4 separate regions of the Homo sapiens genome follow, and regions 1, 2 and 4 are each linked to region 3. The links are chromatin contacts, found by Hi-C or POLR2A ChIA-PET in ENCODE. All regions are on one chromosome and are shown on one strand. The core of a region is the stretch at or near the end of the contact, and the rest is flanking DNA. Distances in the headings are between cores, read along the strand shown.

Evidence for each region. Hi-C counts contacts between places; a loop is a spot of excess contacts on that map. ChIA-PET counts read pairs that join two places held with the same protein, here RNA polymerase II (POLR2A). Pooled maps may share reads with other maps.
Region 1: a map with no recorded cell type shows a loop between it and region 3 (7-fold over the local background). The contact joins the promoter of CDK17 here to the enhancer-like site in region 3. A Hi-C loop is called at or near these places in 2 of 37 single-sample maps with no recorded cell type and 3 of 50 pooled maps. POLR2A ChIA-PET finds 5 or more read pairs at or near these places in 1 of 52 experiments (OCI-LY7).
Region 2: a loop to region 3 is called in a map with no recorded cell type, with 3 times the contacts of the local background. The contact joins two enhancer-like sites. A Hi-C loop is called at or near these places in 4 of 37 single-sample maps with no recorded cell type and 4 of 50 pooled maps. POLR2A ChIA-PET finds 5 or more read pairs at or near these places in 1 of 52 experiments (activated B cell).
Region 4: a map with no recorded cell type shows a loop between it and region 3 (7-fold over the local background). The contact joins the promoter of LTA4H here to the enhancer-like site in region 3. A Hi-C loop is called at or near these places in 1 of 37 single-sample maps with no recorded cell type and 2 of 50 pooled maps. POLR2A ChIA-PET finds 5 or more read pairs at or near these places in 1 of 52 experiments (GM12878).

The regions. Positions count from the first base shown.
Region 1 is chr12:96,398,366-96,402,692 of GRCh38, reverse strand. It overlaps CDK17 (cyclin dependent kinase 17), which reads left to right and starts at 2,254. Exons shown (of 17, transcript NM_002595.5): 1 at 2,254-2,707. RefSeq lists an enhancer at 1,271-1,490 and silencers at 1,911-2,240, 2,331-2,510, 2,691-2,850.
Region 2 is chr12:93,422,800-93,427,594 of GRCh38, reverse strand. The region is part of intron 1 of UBE2N (ubiquitin conjugating enzyme E2 N); the gene reads left to right. Among named protein-coding and RNA genes, the nearest start is that of UBE2N, 17 kb to the left of the region's middle. RefSeq lists an enhancer at 1,157-1,206. Within about 2 kb of position 1,439, at least 3 of the 41 ENCODE cell types and tissues checked have a DNase peak (open chromatin) inside an H3K27ac peak, as active enhancers do.
Region 3 is chr12:94,835,717-94,840,244 of GRCh38, reverse strand. No RefSeq gene overlaps it. Among named protein-coding and RNA genes, the nearest start is that of MIR492, 3.6 kb to the right of the region's middle. Within about 2 kb of position 2,829, at least 2 of the 41 ENCODE cell types and tissues checked have a DNase peak (open chromatin) inside an H3K27ac peak, as active enhancers do.
Region 4 is chr12:96,034,059-96,038,831 of GRCh38, reverse strand. LTA4H (leukotriene A4 hydrolase) reads left to right here and starts at 3,245. Exons shown (of 19, transcript NM_000895.3): 1 at 3,245-3,471. The coding sequence starts at 3,313. It overlaps TRD-GTC2-8 (tRNA-Asp (anticodon GTC) 2-8), which reads right to left and starts at 2,811; the gene lies at 2,740-2,811. RefSeq lists enhancers at 2,487-2,536, 2,557-2,606, 3,047-3,466, 4,057-4,146 and a silencer at 3,517-3,616.

The DNA of each region.
Region 1 (4,327 bases), core at 1,005-3,504, 1.6 Mb before region 3:
GGTGGCTCACGCCTGTAATCCCAGCATTTTGGGAGGCCGAGGAGGGTGAATCATCTGAGGTCAGGAGTTTGAGACCAGCCTGGCCAACAGGGTGAAACCCTGTCTGTACTAAAAATGCAAAAAATTAGCCGGGCGTGGTGGCGGATGCCTGTAATCCCAGCTACTTGGGAGGCTGAGGCAGGAGAATCGCTTGAACCTGGGAGGCGGATGTTGTAGTCAGCTGAGACCACGCAACTGCACTCCAGCCTGGGCAACAAGAGCAAAATTCTGTCTTAAAAAAAAAAAAGAAATAACAAACCAATCAATCAAATAATCACCTAAGTTTTCATTATGAATTCGTCTTTTTTTTTTCTTTTTGAGACGGTGTCTCACTCTGTCACCCAGGTTGGCGTGCAGTGGCAGAATCTCAGCTCACCGCAAACTCCGCCTCCCAGGCTTAATGGATCCTCCCACCTCAGCCTCCCAATTACGAATTCTTTGTTATGCTAATGAAAGATGTAGAAAGAGGAGAGGGTGCTTTGGATGAGACAGAATAATCTTTTTATTTCTCATGGAGTAATGTTAATCTAATGATATGAAGGTATAAGTATTAATGCTGAAACTCAGAATGCCATTTCATAGACTCCCTTTTTTGGTGATTTTTTGATATTTACTAAAGTACTAATTTAGATGAGGCAAGTATATGAAAATCCTTTCATATAAATAGGCCTTGTATAAATATCAGTGTTTCTCTTTAACTTAAAAAGAACTCTGAAAATGATGCTACATCTTGCTATATTATAAAGTTCCAAGTTTGACTTGGACAAATCTAAAAAGCCTCATTAACAGTGCTTTTAAACAAAGCGCACTTGTTCTAACGGAAAGCTTGTTATGTATATTTGCATTCTTGGTTGGTAAACAAGTGTTAAATACGCGTAGAGCATAATTGTTGCTAATTTACGGGTCCTGGTAATTTTAGAGGCATGGGAAAAGCCTGATTGACACGTACGATCGTTGGATATAACTGTAGATGCATTTAACTTTGCCAAACAAAATAAGAGAAAGATGTCAGCATGCAGCATTTTTAAGGGGGAAAGGATTCATCCCTAAATCCAAAAAGATAATTCCCCGAAGTTCTTAGCACATAATGTGATTTGAAACTTCAAAGCAGCTTCTACTTCCGGGTGTTAACATGGGAAAAAAAATTTATCTCACTTCACAGGACTTTTATGTGGGTTTTTTTTTCTTGTTTATGTTGTCTACATCCGGTCCCTACTCTCTTCTTTCAATCCTCTCATTATCTCCCTCTAGGGGTTTAAGTTTGTTTTAACTTTATGCTTTTATCCTTATTAGTGGAAAAAAGTGGGTCAGTATTACTTTAGTTTGTCTTCACTGCCACTCTGCTGTTCATTCCTGAACTAGCTTTTAGCCTCTGGGAAAGGAGAAAGTAAAAACAGTTGCAGAAACTGGGCCAACCTCTCGCGGCCCGCCTCCCCCAAGAAAACAAAACCTAACCCGTGCAACAGTAGTCCTTTCTGTTTTCATAGCACCTTGTATTTCTCCGCTCATAACGTTCAGATTTTTATGATAGTTATTGATCATCTTTCATCCCAGCTAGACTCTCCGTCCTTAGAGGACTCAGCATATTGCCGGGCACATGATAATATATACAAAACACTGTACTGTAGTTTAAATGAATAGATGCCGTGTGTGTGAGAGACTGCGGCACTAGTACCCACGTACCCACACACAACAAAGGAGAAAAGTTGCAGCCATCAACATCTTTCAGTGTGGGTCCTTTGACATGGACTCTCTAGAAAGTCAGTGGAGAACTGTGGCATGGACACCTTGTACAGTAATTACTTGTATAACTGAAGCACGAGTTTTGGTTTGGTAGCGGGAAGTTGAGGGGCAGGGGGATGTTGGAGGGGCTGAATTATTCACATAATTTCTCCCCCAGTCGCTGCGGACAGGCACTCATTCCGGTGGGGTCCCCTGGCCCCCTCCGCCGCTCCCCCGACGCCCGCATTTCGGAGCGGGCAGTTTCCCGGGGACACCCGCCCCGCCCTGCAGGCCCCGCCCCCGGCCGCCGGCCCCGCCCCCGCCTCCGCCGCCGCCGGCAGGGGTCGCGCTGCCCCCGGCGAGCCGCTCAGGCGGGGGTGGGGTAAGCTCCCGCGGCCGGTCGCTTTTCTCCGCCGCCGCTGGTTGGATCGTTTCAATAAAAGTGTTTTTTCTCTTGCACTCGCTCTCCTCCGGGGAACAGGCGGAGGCGTCAATCCGCAGCCGCCGAGTGTGAAAGCGACGCACACGCAAGGAGCGAACGCGGCCGCCCGCAGTCTCCTGAGCTCCCCGCGGGCCGCCGCAGAGCCGCGGAGAAGGAGCCAGCGCCCGGCCAGACAGTCTCAGCCCGCCGTCGGCGCCCGCCGCGCTCGCGCCCGGCTGCTCCGAGGGGATTAGTGGGCCGTCCGCGCGGCTCGTCGGCGCGGGAGCCATGTTGACCGAGGGACTTGGCAACGCGTGAGACACCCGCGGCCCCTCCCGAGGCTCCGGACCCGCGGCGAGAGCCGGAAGGCGGCTGTGGCGGCGGAGGCCTGCGCTCGGAAGCGCCTCACGTCTGCCGGCCGCTGAGACCCGGACTTGCATCCGGTCGCCGCGGGCGTCCGCGGAGCAGCTTCCCCCCGCGCCTCTCTTCGCCTCGCCTCGGGACCCGCGGTCCCCGCTCTTGCTGGTGAGTTGGCGGCTGGCGTCCGCGCCGCGCTTTCCCCTGGTGTCGGGTCGGCCGCGGGGCCGGGAGGCTGCGTGGGACAGAGGCGGGGGCGGGGGCTACTGGGGGCGCGGGTGGCTCAGGCCCGGTCGGGAAGTTGAGCGAGGAGGCGCGGCGCGGGGGGCTAGCGTGCGCCTGTCACCTCTCCGGTCCAGCGAGGACCTTGGGTCGCCCGGGGATTTCCGGGGCTCGGGTGGGGTGTGAGTGTCTGCGAGCTGCTTCCCAGGAGGCGCCGACAGATATAGACGCCGCCGCCTCCGGTGCTCGCTGCCGCTTTGGTCTGCGGGGGAGGCCGGTCTCCTCGCGAGGCGGAGGAGGGGAAAGAGGCAGAAAGTCCCCCGAGACACAAAGGTCCCCTCGGCGGGGGTGGAGCTGGAGGCGCAGGCGACGCTGCCCGGGAGGGGAAGGAAGGGGCGCGGGTCCGCGGGAGGTGGGCGAGGAGGCGGCGGTCGCGGCGCCTGCAGCTCCTTGGAGACGCTGGCGCTGTGCGCGGGTGGGGAGCGCGGAGGAGGAGGAGGAGCCCGCGCGTGGGAGCGGGTAGAGACAAAGATCAGGGCAGCCTCCTGCTGGCGGGTCACACCCCGGAGTGTTGGTCAAGAGCGGAGGTAGAGGGAAGGTGGGAAACCCAGCAAACCGATGGGGAGGGGAAAATGGGGGGAGGAGGGTGCCTAGTGCTGTCTCCGTCGCAGTTGCTTTTCTCAGCATTTTTGTGCCCGATGCTATGCCCGATGCTTTTGCTCCCCAACTCAGCTGGATAGCTCCAGATTCCCTCCCTCCTGTCACCCCCACACTGCCACATTGACTCTCCTGTGGTTTTTCCCTCGTTCTCCCCCTACTTTTCACCCACTCCTTTTCGGGTAAGCAGTATTTTGCTTTCAGCTTGGGGAACATTTGTTAATGACAGGATGTCTGAGCTTGTTCTGACCCTGAACTGCCTTGAACTTCTCTCTCTTCCTCCCACCCTTTCCTTTTCTGGGATCTATAATGTCACATGGCCGTTAACAATTAGCTTTTCTTTTGCAAAAGTGGCAAAAAGCGTTTAGCTGAAATCTGTGGCTCTCGCCTCCTTTACATGAATATGTCCACCAAAGACACCTCGTTGGTCATGTTCTATCACCTCTTCGTCAAATTGACATCAGGTCCTAACAGGTCACTTTCAAGATACAGAAGAGGCAAATTTTGTTTTGAGACTTGGCCATTCCTAGGGTCAGCAAAGTGTATTCCTGGCAGCCAGACCTTCAGTCACTTATCAGGAAATGCTTGACCTAAAGACAGACAATTCTTTCCCCAAACTTTGCTGTTTCTTTTTTGAGTCTTTGTTGAAAGATTTCTTTTAAAAGGCGTTCGTGTGAGAAGATCACAGCAACAAATCTGGCTTGTTCTGTTTTAGACTTACTTTCTTAACTCTTGGGCAGAAGAAAATGAATGAGATTTGAAGACCTTTGATACCTTGGGTAGACAAAGCTTGCCTTGAAACTAGAAATAAGACGAAACTAGATTTTAAGGGGAAAAAATTTGCTAGTGGTAATATAATTGGTTTTGTTTCATTTTTTTATGAGTCTGAGGAGTTGACATTAAACGTTG
Region 2 (4,795 bases), core at 190-2,689, 1.4 Mb after region 3:
CAACCCCTGGCAACCATTTATCTGCTTTCCAATTCTATGGATTTTCCTATTGTACACACTTCATATAAATGGAATTATACAATATGTGGCCTTTTCTTTCTGGCTTCTTTCATTTAGCATGTTTTCAAGGTTCATGTATATTGTAGCATGTATTAGTACTTCATTCCTTTGTAAATATTTTACCTGAAGTGTTTTCTAAATAAAACCTTTTAAAAAGTGATAGTGCTGAAGGGAAGCAAGGTAGAATTTTTAGGAGATAGGTAATCTGTATTGGCTCTCATAAAACTAGTCACATGTGAAGCCTGCATTGCTTTAGAACAGGGATTTCCAACCTTTTGGCTTCCCTGGGCCACAGTGGAATAAGAATTGTCTCATGGCTGGGCATGGTGGCTCACGCCTGTAATCCCAGCCCTTTGGGAGGCTGAGGCGGGCCAATCCCTTGAGGTCAGGAGCTCGAGACCAGCCTGGCCAACATGGTGAAACCCTGTCTCTACTAAAAATACAAAAATTAGCTGGGTGTGGTGGCACACGCCTGTAATCCCAGCTACTTGGGAGGCTGAGGTGGGAGAATTGCTTCAACCTGGGAAGCAGAGGCTGCAGTGAGCCGAGATCGTGCCACTGCACTCCAGTCTGGGCGACAAAAGAAAAAAAAAAAGAATTGTCTTAGGCCACACATAAAATACACTAACACTAATGATAGCCGATGAGCTTAAAAAAAAAAAAATCTGCTGATGCACCCATGAGAGGGGAGACAGCACTGTCGTCTCTCGCAGTTTTCCCTTAACACTCCCTTATCTGCAGACTTAAACTAGGAGCCCCTGGCAGAGTCCTACCTCCAGAATCACAAAAGTGTAGAAGGAAAGTGAGAGACATTGATTGACTTTATATCTGACTTACTAGTTTCCTAAGGCAGAGATTTTTTAGAAAACTGCCTGGCCTGGCCCAGCCCAGGATAGATAGGGATGGGTAAGAAGCCCTTGAGATGTGGCAGTATGTGGCTTGACTTCAGACTTGTCAGATTAGGGGTTTTATAGGGTTTTTTTAGCTCTTGTTTTGATTAAGCTTGTTTGACTTGCAGGGTGTCTCCTACCTGTGTTCCAGCCACCCGATTTCCTTCCTCAAGAAAACTGTTTACTTACACTATTCAAATTAGTTATTCTCAGGGCTATTTTTATGACTTTGTAGCTTTTTTTTTTTTTTTTTTGGATGCAGTTTCACATAATAACATTGCTGGCTCGTGTTGCTAGCAAGAACTGATTCCAGCATTTATGTTCTTTGAATGTATTGTCGCATTCTTTCGGAGACTCAAGCTGTCCACATGAAGTGGATGAATTTGACCCAGTATTATTGTCCATCGTACTCTATTGTAATACATCAGCCCTAGTGTGTAAGTTTGTGCTTATTTCAGTTACATTAAAATCTGAGTTGTCTGGATCATTTCCTCTTCTGGCTTAGTAGTGCAGGACGAGATAATCTGAAATCACAGAAGAGTAAAAAATCTGCTGAGTTATTTACTCCAGCTGGATCTCTTAAGACTGTTCAAATTTCAGACCTAATTGATAATCTGTGAAATATTAAAGTCCCTAACCAAGCTGTTTCATTTCAGATTCTTCCCAAAACCTTGAGGTAGGGGAAAGAATCATCTTTAATATGTCAACTCGTGATTATTGAGGCAATGATCACTTTTTTAAATTGAGGAAAATGCTTATTAGATTGTTGAAGCTGCCTAGAGGGGCAAAAGAAGTGATAAGGCTGGTATCTCTGGTGCTTCGTAATTGGTCCATTTAAGTGTATGACCTGTAGGAATAGTGTCAAAGCTAAGGCTTTTGGACAGACGTGTGAAATAGTTTGTAAAGATTCGGTTTGGAGTCTTGCAAGTCTTTTTTTCTGCATACTCCTGCTCTTTGCAGTCACTGCTTGGCTAGGCCTACTATTTTTGGAAGTTCTTGAATTTCCTTTTAACCCAGTCAGTGGTTTTCCTTACTCTGTGGGGTTGGTCTCAGGTAGTTCTGCAGTTGATCTGTTCATTAACCAGTAAGAAATGCAAGACACACTGGTGTCCAACATTGGGTCTGCAAATGTTAGACACAGGCCTTGATCTCTAGGAACTAGTTTAGTTGGAGAGACAGTAAGGTAGCAAAGTGTGTAAGGGATGGCTTACAGAAGGTTCATTCCTACTGTAGTCTTTTGCTGACCTCTTAATTGACAATTGACTTTCAAGATGGTAGAAATGCTGCTTTTCATGACTAAAATAATGTTTTATGGCTCAGAGAGCCTTACTTCCTAATTCTCTAGAGCAAAACACTGATTTAGGGAATATGAAATGTATGTTTATGTATGGCAGGAACAAAGAATCTGAGGCCAGACTCTTGAGTTTGATTTCTAGCTCTGCCAAATATTAGCTTGGGCAACCTCATTTGACCTCTCTGCTTCTTTATCTGCTTAATATACTAATCTAGCTCTATGGTAATTGGAAGGATTAGAATGTAAAGAACAGACCCTAACGTAATACTGAGCCTTATGTAGTGTTGGTTATTACTGTTTTCTGACTTTGCAAAGATGCTGCTTCACCATAAACATAAAAAGATTGAATGTCTTCCTAGTGTGTGGGAAAATGGTTTGTTCGTTTCATAAACGAAACAAAGTTCATTTATGTATTTGTTTCACAAAATAGATAACATTAAATATAACTCTCTGAAGTGAGGCATAGATTTTGTGAAAGCACAATGAATGCTCATTTACCGACAGTGGATAGCAAAATGGGATGTTTTGGGTAAATAACATTTTGATTTCATTAAAATTATCATATGTGTAATCCATTTTCCATGGGTTAGGTAATAATAAAGTTGATCTTTGCAACTGCTAAATTGAAGTTTTATTTTTTAATCCAAAGTATTTCACTGTATAACTTCAAGAGGCGCCATTTATGCAGACTGTCATACGAATGGTCCTCTCCTGAAGCTGTGCGGTATGGTTAGCCCTGAGAGAGGATGCTTACTGTGTGGGAGACAACCCTCCAATATCTGCATGCTTTCATGTTTCCTAATTTATCTCAGAGTTAGTATGCAGAGTGTGAAAGACTGTTTTAATTTTTCTTTCCTGATGGTTTGGATTTTATACAAAATTGTGTTACTGGTACAATTGGATTGAGAATGCAAATCTGAGCGAAATGTAACTTGTTTTTTTGTTTGCTTCGCTGAAAAGTTCAACTGCTCTGCTTCCATCTGTTCTTGTCTTGCCTTACCTATTATGGAGTCCTCAGGCATTAAATTTTGTTGTGATTGCTGCATTTGAAACCAGAAGTAACCTGAAGAAAAAGGGTCGAGTAAGTAAATACATGGTAGCTATACTAGTATAGTCACTAGCTTGTAGGCCAGGAAAAGTACCTGTTTATGCCGTATGGTTTTTAAAGAATATTGATTTGTCTGTAAATCAACTAGCCTTGAGGAAAGTGGCTGCAGTGACACAGGAGTGAAAAAATGTAAACATATTAAACTGTTTTTAAGGGCTTTTGTCTTTATCAGAACAACAACAACAAAAAACATTCTAGAATGTTAATTGGATTTTGGTTATTAGGAGAATGGCTAATTTTATTTAGATTAATTTTATGTATTTCTTTAATGAGCAAGTGAAAAAAACTTGGGAAAAAAGCAGGTGCCCTTAGCAACAAATTTTCTCTTTATTTAGATATTGAACGTTGGCATAAATACCAGGATGACAGTTCATAATATCCTTCTCCTTCAGCAGGGAAGACTAAAACAGTAATTATAGGCCTAAAGAATGTTATTACAAAAGGGGACCTTCCAGTAGAAAGAAGCATATAGCAATAAGATTCAACTCATTCTAATAATAATAAAGTATTCAGACAATTTTGGTGCTATAGAGAACCTTTTAAATGTTCAAGGGACATTTTAGAAGGCTGGAGAGGTAAATGATTTGTCTGTGGTCACATATCACATTGGTACAATTAAAATTGGAATTAAATTCAGATGTGCTAACTCTTGAGCCTCTTCCCCCTCCCCACGCTAGGTACACCAGGCTGCTTAGTTGAATTTAACTGTCTAATGTGAAATTAGCTCCTCCTCTAAAAGGTTTTAAGTAGAAGTTCTTTGATAAAGAGATTGGTTGACTTGTATGCTCTCCTCTTTTGACTTCATTTAATCCCAAAGAGTTATTTAGCTTCTTAACGTATTTACCAGCCCCCAACCCCCTCCTGCCTTGGTCTGCTAACTCTTAACCTTTTCTTCACTTCCTTTCCTATTGAGTTTAGACTTCATTTTAGCAACCAACAGAAGCCAGCTTTGGCTAGTTTAAGCAGAAATGATATTAAGAGTTATTAGTTACCTCACACATTCTTCAGGAGGGCCAAAGAAAAGAGGGAGCCAGGAACAAACTTCAGAATCACATCACGATGATTTCAGTGCTCACACTGTGTGCAACACATTCTACAGTGTGTGCGGTGTGATTATTGATGTCAAGCGCAGAATGCTACCACTAGAACTCTGCTGCTGTCTTAGTGGTAACTACTGCAGTTCTCTCCAGAATGGGTTATTTCTTTGCTTGTGATGCGCAAGAAGTGCTGGATGCATACTACCAACCTCATTTTGCCCTAAATGCTTCCAGGCAGTCCTTTTGTGTGACCACGGGTAAGTTTTTCTTTTTCTACAAGTTACTTAAAATTTTTACAATTTTCTTATCTCCCAGCTCCAACATTATACTAAAGAGTGGGAGCTAAAGGAACATATGAATGAGTGGGGGAATTTTTAACATTGTTTAATAGTTAACATAGACAAAT
Region 3 (4,528 bases), core at 1,580-4,079:
CACTTTTTTTTTTTTTTTTTTGAGACAGAGTCTCACCTTATCGCCCACGCTAGAGTGCAGTGGCGCGATCTCAGCTCACTGCAACCTCCACCTCCCGGGTTCAAGCGATTCTCCTACCTCAGCCTCCTGAGTACCTGGGATTACAGGCGCGTGCCACCACACCCAGCTTATTTTTATATTTTTAGTAGAGACAGGGTTTTATCATGTTGGCCAGGCTGGTCTCGAACTCCTGACCTCAGGAGATCCACCCACCTCGGCCTCCCAAAGTGCTGGGATTACAGGCATGAGCCACCACGCCTAGCCTAATATGAGTATCTTAAACAACATGGTATGTTCATCAAAATGAAAACATTTACCTTGGTACAACACTGTTAACTTTAGTTGTTAACTACATACTTTATTCACATTTTCCCAGTTTTTCCTCGAATGTTATTTTCTGTTCCAGGATCCAATCCACATTTTATTTAGTTGTCATGTCTCCTTAGTCTCCTCCGATGTATGATACTTTCATCTTCCCTTGTCTTATATGGCTGCTATAGTTTGGATGTTTGACCCTTGCTAATCTCATGTTGAAATCTGATTTCCAGTGTAGGAAGTGGGTGCCTAATGGGAGGTGTTTGGGTCATGGGGGTGGATCCCCAGTGAATAGCTTGGTGCTGTCCTTGTGGTAATGAGTGAGTTTTCACTCTGTTAGTTCCCATGAGAGCTGGTTGCTAAAAAGAGCCTAGCACCTGTACTCTCTTTCTCTCTCTTTTTTTGTGATAAGGTCTTGTTCTTTCACCCCGGTTGAAGTGGACTGGTGTGATCACGGCTCACTGCAGCCTCAACCTCCTGGGCTCAAGAGATCATCGCACCTCAACTCCCCGAGTAGCTGTGACTTAAGGCACGCATCACCTTGCCCAGTTAATTTTTCTATTTTTTGTAGAGATGGCGTTTCACTATGTTGTCCAGGCTGGTCTCGAACACCTGGGCTCAAGAGATTCTCCCCTTTTGGCCTCCCAAATTGTTGGGATTACAAACATGAGCCACCGTGCCCGGCCCCTCTCCTCTCTCTTGCTTCTCCTCTCACCATGTGATCTCTGCACACACCAGTTCCCTTTCACCTTCTGCCATGAGTGGGAGCAGCCTGAGGCCCTCACCAGAAGCAGATGCTGGCACCATGCTTCTTGAATAGCCTGCAGAACCATGAGCCAAGCATGCAGATGTTGCTTTATAACAACACTAAAAGGCTTGAGACGTATGACCTTGACACTTTTGAAGAGTCGTGTTCAGGCATTTTATAGAATGTTCTTCCATTTGGGTTTGTCTAGTGTCTTCTCAGGATTAGACTGAGGTTATGGACTTTGGGGACAAATACGATTCAGGTGATACGCTGTTCTCACTGCGTCCTTTGAAGGAGTACATGATGTCAAGATGGCTTGGTACTGGTGATGTCTCATGTCTGCTAGGTTTCACTACTGTAAGGTTACTGTCTTTCCCTTTCCATCATTGATTAAGTAGAGAGGAATCACCAAGTCCAGCCCATACTCAGGGCATGGGGGGATTAAGTTCCACCTCATGGAGGAGTATCAAAGAGTCTGTGGACATATTTTAAAACCACCACAGTAATTAATATTTGTATTAGTATTCAGCTAGGAGATATTTTAAGGTTGTGCAGATAATGTTTCTCCATAAAGTTTCACACATTAATTTTATCTTCATCAGTGGATCTTGTTAAAGCAGTTATTACTATGGTGTTTAATCATGATTTCTTCTTTTCTTTCTTAAAAAAAAATTTATAAACTGTAAAGTTCTGTATTAATGTCCATAATCCTGCTGTCACCGAAAGTGCAACAGCTGATCATTCCCAGGAAGACTGAAGGCCATAATTTTTTTTAGGGCAAACATTTCTGCTCCAGTGAAATACAGGTGATTTTCTATTTTCCTAATTCTTTCTATAATTATTAATTGGAATTCTTTTGTAAGGAAGATCTGTCCCTTTTGCTATATTTACTTAGTCACTTATTTATTTCAGTATAGGCTCACAGATATTTGTTTTATTCTATGATCTTATACTACTATCCCCCCTTTTTTCCCTCTAATTTGTTCCAGCTTTGGCTATTGGGAACTCCTTCAGTTTGGCTTATACGTCCATTTGACATGCCCCATCTTTCTTCTTTTTTCCTTTTCTCACCCTTTCCTTTTTAAAAAAAGCACCTCCTTTGCTTTCTGGCATTCTAAGATGTCCAGGTTCATCTTGTATTTTCCTTGCTGCAGTTCTTGAGCCAGCCATTTCTTCAAGGAACACTGGTCTCTTGGAGGTCATCTGGAGGATGGTATTTAGAAACCAAGATCCAGATACTAAGTGTGCTTGTTGCTGTAGGGACATCACAGCTTCAAGGCCGCCTGAGTGGAAAAAGCTAGGAAATATATGTGACATGTACACCCATATATAGTGTGTGTGTGTGTGTGTGTGTATATATAATGTATATACACACACATCCCTATATTTCTGTATCTGTGTGTGTGTATAAAACAATGCCGGCCAGGCATGGTGGCTCATGCCTGTAATCCCAGCACTTTGGGAGGCCGAGGCGGGCGGATCACGAGGTCAGGAGTTCGAGACCAGCCTGGTCAATATGGTGAAACCCCATTTCTACTAAAAATACAAAAAAATTAGCCAGACATGGTGGCGCACACCTGTAGTCCCAGCTATTCAGGAGGTTGAGGTAGGAGAATCGCTTGAACCCGGGAGGAGGAGGTTGCAGTGAGCCGAGATTGCGCCACTGACTCCAGCCTGGGAGACAGAGTGAGACTCTGTCTCAGAAAAATACAAAAAACAAACGAACAAAAATCAATGCCATGAGTCATACTGATATTGCGACATCACTTTTACTCAGTAACTTTTTGGAGAACATGATTTTAAATTTTATTTTTTTTTAATGAGAATAAACTTATACAGTTGACCTATTAGGATGGCATTTGGCCACAAGCAAAAGAAGAGTTATCCAACAGTACTGTAAACAAGCAGGGGTCCACATTCCTCACAGTCATCCTTGGAATAAGTGGAGGCTGGCCTGGGCACAGAGACCAGGACAGTGTTAGTGCTCAGGGCTGAGATCCTCTTGGCCTTCCTGGCTCTTTCCCCATGGCGGCAGATGGCTGCTATAGCAGCACTAAAGGCAGTGGAAGGGTCAAAAGGCTTCTTTTGTGTGATATGGTTTGGATATTTGTCCCCGCCCAAATCTCATGTTGAAATCTAATCCCCAGTGTTGGAGGTGGGGCCTGGTGGGAGGTGTTTGGGTCATGGGGCAGATCCCTCATGTCTTGGTGCTGTCCTTGATATAGTGAGTGATAGTGAGTGAGTTCTCAGGAGATCTGGTTGTTTAAGTTTGTGGCACCTCTGCCCCAACTCACTCTTGCTCCTTCATTCGCCATGCCATGTGACATGCCTGTTCCCATTTTGCCTTCTGCCATGAGTAAAAGCTCCCTGAGGCCTCCCTGGAAGCTGTGCTCAGGATGCTGGTGCCATGCATGTACAGCCTGCAGAACAGTGAGCCAGTTAAAACTCTTCTCTTTATAAATTACCCAGTGTCAGGTATTCCTTTATAGCAGTGCACGAATGGCCTAATACGCTTTGCATAAACCTATGTCTTTTTTTTTTTTTTTTTTTTTGAGATGGAGTTTTGCTCTTGTCGCCCAGGCTAGAGTGCAGTAGCATGATCTCGGCTCACTGAAACCTCTGCCTCCCAGGTTCAAGCGATTCTTCTGCCTCAGCCTCCCGAGTAGCTGGGATTACAAGCATGTGCCACCATGCCCGGCTAATTTTTGTATTTTTAGTAGAGACGGGGTTTCACCACGTTGGCCAGTCTGGTCTTGAACTCCTGACCTCAGGTGATCCGCCTGCCTCAGCCTCCCAAAGTGCTGGGATTACAGGTGTGAACCACCGCACCTGGCCAAACCTATGTCTTTTTATTGGGAAAGGAAAGTTTCCCTGCTGACCTCCCTGTTTAGTGAGAACCGAGTTATTCTTGCCTTTGACTTGTCACTGGCCAAAGAGAAGGAGAAAACCAAAGAAAAGGTTGAATCCCATCATCATTCACTTTCTGAGGCTGAGAGAGGGACCTGTCCTCCCTCAGATTGGGCTCAAAGGGGACAGAAAGGGCTGCTGGGTGTGCACATATAGGGTGGCCTAGGATGTAGACTTCTTAGGAACTTTTAAAGATAGGAGATACTTAATGCTTACCTTCCAGAAGGAGAAATGGAGACACAGAAAGGTTAATGTACTGGCCAAAAGTCACAGAGTATGTGCTGGAGCCAGGGTTGGAAGCCAAGGAGTGTGGTTCCAGAGTCTGTAGACACACGCTAGCCACAGGCACGTTGGATACAGTACACTCTGGGATCTGGACCTGCAGGAATGCAGGCCCGTGTTGAAAAGGTGCCAACCCCTCTGGCTCATTGTGGGTCCTGGCAATCCACATTGCAGGGTCACCTTTTTTTTTTTTTTTTTTGAGACGGAGTCTCGCTCTGTCGCCCAGGCTGGAGTGCA
Region 4 (4,773 bases), core at 1,996-4,495, 1.2 Mb before region 3:
AGATGATGATAATGACGTTCTTATTAAAACAAACTATCCTTTCTCCATACTAGATAAATAAGATGATTTGACTGTGTATTATTTGACTAAATGAATTCTATGTTATCTATTGTATTTGTCACCCTAGATTTGGTGACCTCAAAAAATGTTTGCGGCTCTGTGTGGTGGCTCGTACCTGTAATCCCAGCACTTTGGAAGGCCAAGGCAGGTGGATCCCTTGAGCTCAGAAGTTTGAGACCAGCTTGGGCAACATGACAAAACCCCATCTCTAAAAAAATATAAAAATTAGCCAGGCGTGGTGGCGGGCGCCTGTAGTCCCAGCTACTTGGAGGCTGAGGCACGAGAATCGCTTGAGTCCAGGAGGTTGAATGTGCAGTTACCCATGATCATGCCACTGTATCCAGCCTGGGCAACAGGACATTTGCCAAAAAAATCCGAAAATGCAAATGTTGATGACAAATTCTTACACCCTATGAATTAGGACCTATGCATGTGTAAGGTATTAGATTTCATAGTTTGGGATTTTTTGGTTTTATTTTGTTTTCCTTTGGCTTGCAGGGGCCAACACAAGGATATCCAGAAATATAGCAGTTTTTTGTTGTTGTTGCTGGAGCTAAATTTCGTCACTTTTGATAGAGAATTGAACCATACCAGCATGCTAAACCCATCAACTATCCCTCACACCTCTGAAATCTTTACTTTCTTCTTCTCTACCTTTTTGCCTCTGAGTCGATCCTTCTGCAGAAACTTTCCTCTTCTCCAGAAGCCCTTTCACCTGTATATCTAAACATGTTAAAGTTTTCTCTTGCCTTAAAAAGCAAACATTAAAAAAATTCTTTCTCGGCCGGGCGCGGTGGCTCACGCCTGTAATCCCAGCACTTTGGGAGGCCGAGGTGGGTGGATCACGAGGTCAGGAGATGCAGACCATCCTGGCTAACACGGTGAAACCCCGTCTCTGCTAAAAATACACACACAAAAAATTAGTCGGTCTTGGTGACGGGCGCCTGTAGTCCTTGGAGGCTCAGGCAGGAGAACGGTGTGAACCCGGGAGGCGGAGCTTGTGTGAGCCGAGATTGCGCCACTGCACTCCAGCCTAGGCGACAGAGCGAGACTCCGTCTCAAAAAAAAAAAAAAAAAAAGCTTTCTCAATGCTGCATTCCTCTCTAGCTTCCCCTTTATCTTCCCTTCTCACATTGGCCAAGCAACTTGACAGTGGTTTATGCTTCACCTCCCTCTTCTCTTCATTGCTCAATCCACTACTCTCTGGCTTCCATCTTCAACCAAATCACGACAGTCAACAAAATCACCACCTTCCCCATTCTCACCCCACTGCCAAATCTAGAGAATTTTCACTTCTTACTTCGGTGGTCCTCGGGACTGCATCTGGCATTGTTGGTTGGCTCTTTCTGGTTTATTTCATGGGTTTCTCTTCCTCTAGCCCTTTTTAAAACAATAAATTCTGGTGTTCTCTCAGCTTCCAACCTGTTTTCATTACCCTTCTCTTTACACACTCTTCTTGGGTTGAGCTTACCCACTGTCATAATTTCATCCACCACGTTATGTGACGTGGTCATGTCTACCTGGCACTTCCCCAGAGCTGTGGACTTAAATATCCAAGTGACTCATGGACATCTCCACTTCCACTCCCATAGGTTCTCAAATTTCATATGTCCAAAATTGAATTTAGCATCTTCCCCTTAAATCTGTCTGATTTAGTTTGAATATATGTCCCTACCAAATCTCATGTTGAATTATAATCTCCAGTGTTGGAGGTAGGGCCTGGTGGGAGGTGTTTGGGTCACGGGGGCAGAGCCCTCATGGCCTGGTGCTGTCCTCGCCACAGTGTCTTGTGGGATCTGATTGTTTAAGTGTGTGGCACCGGCCCCGCAATCTCTTGCTCTTGCTCGGGCCATGTAGAGGCCTGCCCCTTCTTCACCTTCTGCCATGATTGTAAGCTTCCTGAGGCCTACCTGGAAGCATACTGGAGCTATGCTTCCTGTACAGCCTGCGTAACTGTAAACCAATTAAACCCCTTTTCTTCCCAGTCTCAGGTATTTATAGCAATGCAAGTACAGCCTAACATACTGTCCTCTTCATATAGACTACTACCTCTGGTTAATGACTAGCCAGCCACTGAAGCCGAAAGCCTGGGCCACCTTCGTCTCCTCTCAATCTGTGAATCCACTTATATAAGTATTCCTTCTATTCATTCCTTCCTCTCTATCCTAACTTACTACTTACCTATGTCAGGCCCCCAGCATCTTCTGATTGAGCCATTTTAATAGTTTCCTAAATCTCCTGCTAATGGTTTTGATACCGCATTTTATAACATGAGTCTGACCATGCTTTATCAGTCGCCTGCTGAAAACTCTTCAGTGGGTCCCCCATTAATGCACCCAGGATTAAAAGGCCACCTATTTAAGGTCCTTCGAAACCTAGCCTCTTCCAATTTTTCCAGTTTTAATTTTGAGGCCCCACCCTAAAGGCAAGGCATCCTTCAATCCTCCTTCACCTGCCACAAAGGCCCCAGAGCTGAGCTAGATGTCCCAGCTCTGTACTCCCATTGCGACCAGTGCATAACTTTTATAGAAATTCATTAGTTTCTAAGATGGGAATGTTGGCTTTCTCCGTTTGAGAGATGCAGGTTCTGGGGATATACATAATAAACACTGAAACTGACAAAACAACTGTTTAAACCTTGAATTACTTACAGCTAAAAACAAAAAACAATTACTGTGCCTCCCCGTCGGGGAATCGAACCCCGGTCTCCCGCGTGACAGGCGGGGATACTCACCACTATACTAACGAGGAACCGCACGAAAGAAAGCCTTCTGATAGGCCTTTTCTACGTTTTTGCTCCGCCCCGCCCTCGCTATATGCAAACACCAATGAACCTGATTTTCTTACGTTTGCCACCACAGCTTCCACGAAAGTTGAACAGAGCCAAAATGGTAGTGTTCAGTTTTATCTCCCCCTCCATTCTCATCATTTCCCTTCGGCCACCCTTCTAACTGCCCCTACTCCCCTCCTCTTCTTCAGCTCCAGGAGCACGCTTGGTCCCCCTCAACATCCCTAACACACACGCTCCCAGGTAGCCAAGCGCCCGCTTGCCGCGCGGCACCATGGAACTTGTAGTTCCTTCACCCATCCCCCAACGCTCGTCTGACTTTAAGAAACTTCCTTTCCCGGCGTGCACCGCGAATCCCTCCTCCTCTTCTTTACCTCTCTCCCTCCTCCTCAGGTTCTCTATCGACGAGTCTGGTAGCTGAGCGTTGGGCTGTAGGTCGCTGTGCTGTGTGATCCCCCAGAGCCATGCCCGAGATAGTGGATACCTGTTCGTTGGCCTCTCCGGCTTCCGTCTGCCGGACCAAGCACCTGCACCTGCGCTGCAGCGTCGACTTTACTCGCCGGACGCTGACCGGGACTGCTGCTCTCACGGTCCAGTCTCAGGAGGACAATCTGCGCAGCCTGGTACAGTGGGGCGCCTGCCCAGTGCCCGCCTCTCCCGGGCTCCCTGCCCCTCGACCCTAGTCCTTGCGGGCTCCCGGATCTCCGGCTCACCCCGCCGCGGCCCCTGCCTAGCCCCACGTCCCCGTCTGCTCTTCTGTAGCCTCCATCCAACTCATGTTGTGCACTTCAGCCCCCAGATCTCTCACAGCACCCCTTCTCAACCCCGCTTACGCCTCTGCATCCCTTCCCTCAGCCCCCACTTATACGTATGTCTCCTCCGCCCCTCGCCTGGATCCTCTCTCCGAGGTCCCTGGGCACATCCAGCGCCTCGTCCACTCCTCTCAACTCACCCAGCCCTTAGGTGTCATCTTTGCAGTAGCCCCCATAATTTTAGTTCCTGGCTCTAATTACTCCATGGCCTCCCCATTGCTTCGGCCTGCGGCCCAGAACCCCCTTCTTCAGGCCCCAGACTTTTCCCAGCCCCCTGGGCACCTTCCTCAGTCAACAATCTCACCCAAGTCTCAGATCCCATGTCCTGTCGATCCCTGATCCCACGGTTGCCTCCCGGGAACACTTATTTCAATCCACAGGTCTGCAGGGCACCACCCATCCGTCTCCCTCCTAGTTCCCTGGATCTCCCTGCTAGTCGTTCTCAAGCCTCTTAGGATTTCCAGCCCCGGCCGGGCAGGCCTCTTCTTTCCGCCCTACTTTGAAACTAACAGTCCCTGCTTGCTAACTCTAGGCGCAGCTCTCTCTCTTCAGGGTCCTTTCTACTTTTTAATCTTATCAACTTTCTTCTAATAATTTAAGAACGGATGGGACGTTCAAATTTTCTAAGGATGATTCAATACGCTTTTTTAATAGTTGGTTCCAAGGAGCCAAGTAGTTATTTCACTTAGAAAACACATACTTCTACAAACTCTATAACCATTGGAATGAAGAAAGGTTGTAGATTCATGGAATATTATTCAATGATTTTATCTGTATCATAACCTATATTTAATGTTCTTGCTCAAATTGCCCAATAGTATTTGGTTTATACCTTTCATCTGAAGGTACCTTTCACCTGAAGAATTTCATAGAAGATCATTTTAAAAATAAGAGGGTCATGAAAAGACAGCCAAATTCGGCTTCTTCACCAGGGCAGGATGCTACATGTGTATTTTACACAGTGTAGCATGGTGAAATCTACTAAAGCACATCAATAAGCAATCAGATCAGATCGGGCAGATAAGAATTGGTGGCTTTCAGGCCTCTTTTTCCTACTTGTGTAGGAAGGATCTGAATTTTGATTTCATTAATATGAACTAATAAGTACTTACT